Linked DNA regions of Homo sapiens: region 2 is linked to region 1. Evidence: chromatin contacts called from ENCODE Hi-C data. All regions are on one chromosome and are shown on one strand. Each heading gives the region's core, a stretch centred on a gene start or an enhancer-like site at or near the end of the contact. The rest is flanking DNA. Distances are from core to core; before and after follow the strand shown.

Evidence for each region. Hi-C counts contacts between places; a loop is a spot of excess contacts on that map. Pooled maps may share reads with other maps.
Region 2: a loop to region 1 is called in a map of PC-9, with 4 times the contacts of the local background. The contact joins two enhancer-like sites. A Hi-C loop is called at or near these places in 1 of 168 maps with a recorded cell type or tissue (PC-9), 1 of 37 single-sample maps with no recorded cell type and 11 of 50 pooled maps.

What each region holds. Positions count from the first base shown.
Region 1 is chr3:188,955,410-188,960,023 of GRCh38, forward strand. No RefSeq gene overlaps it. Among named protein-coding and RNA genes, the nearest start is that of TPRG1-AS1, 10 kb to the left of the region's middle. RefSeq lists an enhancer at 1,741-2,275 and a silencer at 1,791-2,085. Within about 2 kb of position 1,607, at least 2 of the 41 ENCODE cell types and tissues checked have a DNase peak (open chromatin) inside an H3K27ac peak, as active enhancers do.
Region 2 is chr3:189,945,088-189,949,470 of GRCh38, forward strand. No RefSeq gene overlaps it. Among named protein-coding and RNA genes, the nearest start is that of MIR944, 120 kb to the left of the region's middle. Within about 2 kb of position 3,029, at least 3 of the 41 ENCODE cell types and tissues checked have a DNase peak (open chromatin) inside an H3K27ac peak, as active enhancers do.

The DNA.
Region 1 (4,614 bases), core at 357-2,856:
GCTCAGCACTTAATCTGCTTATAATTTTGAACAAGTGGAAGACCCTGATTAAATAATTAGCTTTTGAACAGAAACAATAATTGATAGGTTGAATTCTATCTTTAGCACTGATGTTAGTCCTAACTTGTTGTTTAGGATTGAGACAAGGTAAAGCGACATAAAAGATTTGGGGGAGTTGATATAACCTTTAAAGTGTCATTTAGTCAAAGGAAGAAACAGTAGCTAGGAATATACCTATTGAATAAACATAGCAATATGGTAGATTCTAGTCCTAGACCCCTGTTTTACAGCTAGAATTATGCCAAAAAGTTGAAAAGTAAAGCTGGATGAAACCTTAGAGAAGACTCCGCCATCTTATAACTCAGATGGTGAAATGAGACCCAGAAAGAATAGTCTTCCCAAAGGCTCACGGTCAGTTATTATAGGAGCCTCATTTGGAATTTGAGTCATCCAATTCTCAATCCACTGTTCTTACCACTACCCAACACTACCTTTGTTTAACTGTCTTTCTTGCATAAAAAGGGACTTATAGGTGAGAGATTCTATAGTGCCATTGGGAGCTGCTGCCTGAATCTCCGTGTAATTTCAAAGAGTTTCCTAACTCAGACCCTGTCCCATTTCACTGTATCCTTAAGAGGCTGAGAAACGGGGCATTCAGATTCTTTCCCCATGCTGACTCTTCATTCTGTTTACACATGGGCCGGCCAGATGCTAGAGAAAAAAAAACAAACATTTGCAGCTGTTATCAGGGGTAGGATAGAGCACATGAGGTTCCCAAGTTTTGATCCAACACATCAGAACACACTTGATTTTTACTCTGGCTTGGAGTTTACTGCCTTCAGCTTCTTCTACAAAGCCTGAATGTTGCCATTTCATGTCAAAACCTGCACTGAGAGATGCCGATGGCTTCTTGAGCTAACTTCAGCCCATCACCGCAGTGGTCTAGATGACCAAGGAAGTGACTGCTTCATTACAGCTTGAGGGGACCCTCTTTCTTCATCCCCCACTTTCACTTTTTTTTTTTTTTTAAATGAAAAGGCCGATGGTTCTCCCAAGTAGCCAGAGGCCAGCAGGAGCACTAAGTAAGAGACAGCAAGAAGTGTTCTTAGTGAGAACAATGTGGACTTTGGAGTTATGTAAAACCCAATTTTAATCCTGGCCCAGCCATTGACTGGCAGTTTGATTTTGAGTTATTTAAGTTGGAACCTTATTTTTCTTGCTTATTTATTGAACTATTAATTGAAAAAGTGATTCTAGTCCTAGACCCCTATTTGACAGCTAGAGAAATGAGACATGAACTGATACATGCTCAGATAAATACATTTCTTACTCAGAGGATAATAGTCAATGATTAATAGTTTCCACTGAGACATCACAAATAAGAAATAGATTGAAATTACATTTGAAGGATCTAGGTTAGATATCAAAAACTTCCTTGGAAGGGAGCATCATGAAACCTCTATTTCTTAGAAATCTTTAAGAATATAATAGTCACACATGTTGAATGAGTTTAAATGAAGCATTACTTACCAGGATAGACGACCTCTCTAGTTTTTCCCCAGTTAAAAAATCCAAGACTTGGGTTCCTTCTTTCAAGAGGAGTAATGTAAAAAGTCTGACCCCTAGTGGTCATCGTCTCTGCATTGGACCTAAGGGAAAAAGGCCAAAAAGAATGATAACAACCAGACTTTGTTTTGGAATTAAAAACGAACCTTAGAAATGTGAGAGTCAAATTGTCTAATTCTAAAACAAGGGAACTTAGACCAAATGACTACAAATATTTCCCCAACACCAGCGACTCTGGAGTAAAGCTTGTTATGGAACTCAGGACCTTTTGCTGGTGCTCTGGGTTCAAGATCCAATCGCTTCATCTTCCAGAGTCTCCCACCTGGAATCAGCCTCTTGGTGACATAGAAACAGCAGGTATATGCTGATTCGACTTTCAGGGCACAGGATTCAGTCCGCATTCTTTCCTTTTCTTTCGTGATGAGGAGCACTTAATTGTTCAGTAGATGTAACTCTCTCTCAGGTAACCAACCTAAGTTCTCCATTCCCTTTGTACATTCTGACAGATGCTCATAGCATGCTAAGTGCTCATGGGTGGTAGGCTGCTTTCTAGTTTCCTGATGTCTGTCTTCTCCCATTAATCAAATCTGATGCATACAAAGAACCAGCTGATTTTTTCCTCAAACCCGTTTATGCTACTTTTATTAGTAAATGCAATTATATAATTTAAATATTATGCAAATAGATGAAATATAAGTATAAAAATAAAGAGACTGTGTCCATAAAAATTAAATTGATTGCTTTGGAAAGGCTCAAGAGGGAAGAATTGCTGAAAAAATGATCTAAAATTAGTTTGTGGATGAGATAACTGTAGAAGAATAACACAAAGATTAAAATCCAGAATAATTGTGCAAGTTTCTAAGGTTTTTATCTGCTACAAAGAACAAAAGAAAAGAAAACAAAAACAAAAATACCTGAAACTTCAACTAATAGAGGATGCATGATGGGAGTGATTTATTCAAGAAAAATGAGATGGAGCTTCACAAATGGAAAATGTGCACTTAAAGAGAGGCCTTGGCTCTACCTACTGGCAAGTGAAAGTCTTAAGTTAAAATATATGTATTTATATGATTCCTAGCTTTAGCCAAAATTTCTGATTAGCTGACACTGAACTGTAATAGGTGAAAGTATTTCTTTAGTATTAAGATTCAGATATCAGAGTGAGATCCAGGAAAACTGGTTTACTTAATATCTCCTGAGTGCTAATCTCCTGAGGATTTGGTCTTTCAACAATTCCTGTAAGATCCGTTTTTATTTCCATAAGTCTCCTTTTTGCAGGCACTTTCCGCAGATCCTTTTCCCCTTGACAGTAAGTAAGCTTTGTCTCTGAACTAGGCCCCAAGAATTCAGCTTTCAAACCCTCTGTTAAATTAATGTTTGTTCACTTTAGCAATTCAGTAATAGTCACTCAGGATCTAGAACAAGATCCAATGTTTGATGTCTTAAGATTTGAACAGTGTAGGGCCATATGTGGACACTATCAATATTACATCTTGCTTTTTCAAAATGTAAAAGCCATAAACATGGACACACTCGTTGTAGCCTTGTCTTCTGGGGAATGCATGTTATAGAAATAATATGCTGTGCAAAGATGTTCATTGCAGCATTATGTGTAATAGCAAATACACTAGAAGCAACTTAAATATTTAGCAACAAGGTAATCATTTTATTGTGATATTTTAGCCAAATACACTAGAAGCAACTTAAATATTTAGCAACAAGGTAATCATTTTATTGTGATATTTTGGCCAAGTATCATTTGGTGGTTATTGCTCGTCACTCATGTAGTAATTACAATGACTCTGTTGGAATGAAGGAAAAAAGTCCAAAAAAATAAGAACAGGCCAGACTTTGTTTTTGGAATTAGAAATGAACCTTGAAAATTTCATAGTCAAATTCTGTAATTCTAAAATATAACTATTATCAATAAGGAAAATTGTTCATGATAGTATTTTAAGTGAAGAAAGAAAAATACAAAATGGAATGAACTTCACAATTACCAACTTTGTAAATAAAGGTATGAAATGTATGAACGGGGAAAGATTTAAGGCTTTACCTTTTGCTAATTTTTCTTTTCTGTTTTATTCTTTCGATGATTGTAAAACCCCACATTATGCAATAATTCACCAGTTTTTCAACACTGGCATCCTGGGAGGCCTTGAGGTGCCTGGGATTTGACTTAAAGTTGGCTAGAACCACAGGATCACCCCTCTAGAGGAGTGAGGATTAGGCAAGAGCTCACTCAATTATAGGTGGACTGGGTTGGAAAGTACCTTTGAGATCATTAAGATGAATTATACCACTTAAAAGCAATTTGATCTTGAATAAGTTACTTGTCTTTGCTAAACCTCAGTTTCCTTACCTGAAAAGTGGCATAATAAAAGTATCTGTGCCTGAGTTTTGTGGTGAGGTTTAAATGATATAAATGCAGTAGATGGCACAGAGTAAGCTCTCAGTACATGTTAGTTATTGATATCACAGAAGCCAGTGGTTGAGCCAGGGCCAGAATTCACTTTTTTCAACTTCCTTACTGGGGCTTTTTCTGTCACACTATGTCATAGATCTTTCATCTTTACCCAGACTAAAATCCTTTGCTTTCGTGAGCACCGGGTAAGAGAAAGCTTATTCCGATAATACTGAGGATACTGTGACTTTACATAACTCTTGTCTATCAGGTGACCAATAGCATACACTATAGTCAGAACTACCTGTTAAAATGGCCAGAGATATCATAAGGAAAGGGTGCCTACTGAACTGAAAGCATGCCTTAAATAAGACAGAACTGGGCTCAACTTCTACAACAGTGTATGTCCTGCTCGAGTTCTTATTCTGCATTTGTTTTTATGAGCCTCAGTTTTCTTATTGGATAAATGAAAATCATTCTTCTTATACGGATGAAATATGAGTTGCCACATGTAAAATGCAATGCAATTCAAAGTAGTGATTTTTAAAAATTATTTTATTAAAAAAGTTATATTGTATGTTTTATGTGCTAGGCATTATTCCAAGGGATTTATAACAATTAATTCATTGAATGGATTCCTTATA
Region 2 (4,383 bases), core at 1,779-4,278, 990 kb after region 1:
ACTGTGTCAGCTTGCCCCAGTCACCTGCCTTTTGTGTGTTTCCTCACATATGGAATTCTCATGTTTCTTGTATATATTTTTTTCTCAGTTGGAATTTGCACAATGCTTCTCTTTCCCTTGTTATTGTTTATTGCTTTCGGACCCTGTTTAGCAACAAATTTGGATTCTAGTTTATACTTATTATTGGCTCCTAGACTTTGACAGTACCATTACTTATAGTATTCTCAAAGAGTATTGAGACTAATGCCTTCATTTTTTAGTTGGAGAAATTAAGAATTTGAGTTAGAGGGTAATTTTCTCAGAGCCTCCCAAATCCTGAGTGATTAAGCTAAAATTTGTGACTTTCAGTCAGTTGTCCTTTCCAATGTGTTTGTTCACTCTTTCATTTAATTGTGTGTACATTAATTAATTACTCATTTAATTAATAGTTATGCATTTCTTATCTGTGTCATGTAATATTTTAAACTGTGGAAATATAGCAATGAATGGAACTCTTGTCTTAGAAACTTTATTCTGGGCAGAAGGAGGTAGTCAATAAATCAAGTTAGATTACACATAAGTAGGAAGTTATGATATTAAGGGTTATGAAGAAAATAAGCAGAAGGCTGAGGTGTGCAGATCAACTGAGGTCGAGAGTTCAAGACCAGCCTGACTAACATGGAGAAACCTCGTCTGTACTAAAAATACAAAATTAACCAGGCGTGGTGGCACGTGTCTGTAATCCCAGCTACTCAGGAGGCTGAGGCAGGAGAATTGCTTGAACCCAGGAGATGGAGGTTGTGGTGAGCCGAGATTGCACCATCGCATTCCAGCCTAGGCAACAAGAGTGAAACTCCGTCTCAAAAAAAATAATAAAATAAAGAAAAAAAAAAGAAAAAATTAAGCAGAGAGAGGGAGTGAGAATGCTGACTGCAGGAGTTCAGTTGTAGAGAGAGGTCATGGCGGACCTCCCCAGGAAGGTGATCTTTGATCTCAACTAGATAGACATGGGGAATGAGCCACGTAGACACCTGAGGGAAGAATGGCTCAGGCATAAACAACAGTAAATGCAAAGCCCTGAGGCTGGAGCATGCTAGGCAACAGGCATGTTCTAGGAAGAGTAAGGAGGCCAGTGCCACTGCAGCCAACTAAGCAAGGGGAGAGTATATAGGATATAAGAACAGAGAGGTAGCTGCCTCAGGTCTTGGTGGCTGTTCTAATGACTTAGCCAATGAGATGCAAAACCAATGAAAGATGTTTGAGCAGAGGAATGACATAAGCTAATTTATGTTTAAAAGGATACCGCTGGCTTTTTGGTTGAGAATACACCGAAAGAGGACAAGAGTGGAAGCAAAAAGAAAAGTTAGGAGGACACTGCAGTAATTCAGCAGAGAGATAGATGATGGTGGCTTAGACGAAGATGGTGAGAGTGGTGATGGCACAAAGTCCACTACCATGGACAGCAGAAGACATGAATATAAACTCAATAATGAGGGGTGTGAGAAGGGTAAGGAAGGGTGGGTCTGGACTACTCTGCAGAGAGACCGAACTTAGCCTAGGAGTACATGGCATCAGAGAAGGCTTCCTAGAGGAAGAAATATTCCAGACCTAAGCCACAACATGATGTAGAGTGACCAACTGTCCAAGTTTGGTTTTCAGACCCCTCGGTCCCAGGGAAAGTGGGATGGGTGACCACCCACGGTCGGAGTTTCCTGGTGAAACCAGAGTGGTGGTGGGAGGACAGTGTTTTCAGCAGAGAGAATTGAATGTAAACATCTGAGAGACAAGAGAGGGCCATGCTACAGGGTAGGGAATAAAGAGGAGGAAAGTGGCAGCATGCAGGGTTGAGGAGGTAGGCAAGGGCACCAGCGTACGGCGAGGAAGCCAGAAGATCGCTGGGATTTGTTTCTACATCATTGGAAGGGTTTTAAGCAAGGAGTGTTAGCACTAACAACTCAGTGTTACCTGTCACCTCTGTTAATTTACCTGTAGAAGAGCTATTACAAGTAATTTATAAGTTTTCAGGTAAAGAAAAAGATGACAAGCAAGAAATCACTAAACAGAGTAGGAAATACATTTATACGAAAACATTCCAGCTAAGTGTTCAGTTGCTACTTGGGAGTCCTTCTGTGTAATAAGGTCAAATTCCCTATGAAACTAGTTGATGTTTTCCCTCGTTTCTCTGCTTGCATCACTGACATCATTATTTTCTTAGGCTCAACAGCTCAGAGACATAATTTTTATCTTTTCTTCTTGGTGACTCTGACAGCCTCCAAGTTCTGATTTGTTTTTCCTTCAGGATGTCTCTGCTTAGTCCTTTACCCGCAAGTTCCACGGCTGCCAGCCTGCCTCAGGCTTCCTCACATGTGCCTTGGCAGTGGTGGACTAAGCTAGGCAATCAGTAGGATTGGATACCCCTGGGTGCAGGCAATGACGAGGTGTTGTCTTTAGAGGTCTAAAACCAATACAAAACCAATTCGAAATTAGCCTGCCTTGTATTATTTCTATGTGCCAGCAACTATAGACAATGACAAAGATAAAATCTCCTTCCCACTGGGGCAGACTACTCCCAAATTCCCTCCCACTCAACTCTTGATTAGTGTAACATTTGCTTTATTGGTATCCCTGACAATTGACCTTTTTTCCTCCAATCCTTCTCAGGCTGACTTTGTTAATCTAACAACTACAATCTATAACCACCTGTGTCGAGCTCTCCCAAACTTCAGAATCCTCCCTGAGGTTTACAGGATCAAGCCCCAATGCCTCAGTTTAGCTTTCGATCAAGCCCTCGGTAACCTGTAGGTAGCCTAACAGCTGTGACTTTTCCTTTTAATTTCACATCCCAAACCCTCTTTTCCAGAGGAGTCTATGTTACAAATTTATGGTTTCCTGCTGCAGTAGCAGGGAGGAAAACCAGTTTTGGATCCCAGCAGTACTAGTGACTGTGTGAGCTTAAGCTAGTCACTTTCCCTCTAAAAGCCTTGATTTTCTCATAGTAAAATTAGGATAATAATACCTATAGAGCTGAAGTCACAGGATTACAGCAAGGGCAAAATGACATCATGGTTGTGAAAGCAGCTACCCGTGTGAGCCACGATGACTATTATAAGCAGTAGAGGTAAGTAATACTTGTCAGGGTAGTGGTTGTCAACAATTAGTGTTGATATTCATGGCAATGCATGACTTACTGATTTTTTTAATGTTGTCTATTTTATCTTTTATATATTTTATCTTTACCACTCCATATCATACTCGTCATTTAAGAAACAACTCTAGACTAACTTCCTGCCAAATACTTCCTGGGTCACACTAGCCTACCGAACTGAACTCTGCTGTCCTCAAAAACCTCCAAAACATATACCCTTTGCATTCAGGCATGTACCACATGTATCATTTCATATCATGTTCCCACCTGGACTATAAATGCAACATCTCATGCTTGTTTAGCATTTCTCTAAATGCTGAGAACATAGTAGATGTTAAATCAAGACTTGCTAAAATGAACGAATGAATGAATGCATAGAGGCATCTTTCTTTTTTATTTTTAACCCCTCACAGCAAAATATGCTAATAGTGCCCTCTGCTGCTGACTAACGATTCTGTTTTTTACACAGTTGAAAAGCAAGTGACAGAAAGCTCAGTAAAAGGAAATAGGTAAAAATTGTGTCTTTCAAGGTGCTTGGCACAAACAAAGTAGCTGTAATGTCACAGTGCAGACAGAAAGCTAGGCTGTCAGAAGGACCAAATGAGGTGGCTGCAGACAAGACAAGCCTCTCTTTTCTGGACTGCTGATTGACAACCAGCTTGGAGTTCAAACACTCTCAATTTTGTAATTTTGTAACAAGTTTCTCTTCTCCTGTGCCCCTGCCCTAGCAATAAGTGTGTTATATATGATCAGACTATTTCTAAATGTAACTGTATGAAAATTAACCTTGAAGGTTCTGAGGTTGATCAAGGGATAATGCACTAAAAAAAAAAAAGTCATGAGAGCAGGTGAAATATTGCCAGAGAATTCACAGTCCTATTCATTTTCCTTCATTTTAGGTGTTCTGATATAGTCACAAGTCATTGTCTTTTAATGATTACCTGCTATGTGTTCGGCTCTCTTTTTATAATCTCAATTAATCTTTCTTCTTTTCTTTCTTACTCTTTTTCTTTCTTTCTTTTTCTTTCTTCTTTCTCTTTCTTCTTTGTTTCTCCTTTCTTTCTTTCCTTTCTCCTTCCTTCCTTCCTTCCTTCCTTCTTTCCCTCTTCCCTTCTCTTCCCCTTCCCTCCCCTCCCCTCCCCCACTCCCTGCCCCTCTCCTCCCGTCCCCTCCCCTTCCCTTCCTGACAGTATCTCCATATGTTGCCGAGCCTGGTCTCAAACTCCTGGCCTCAAGTGATCCTCCAGCCTTGGCCTCCT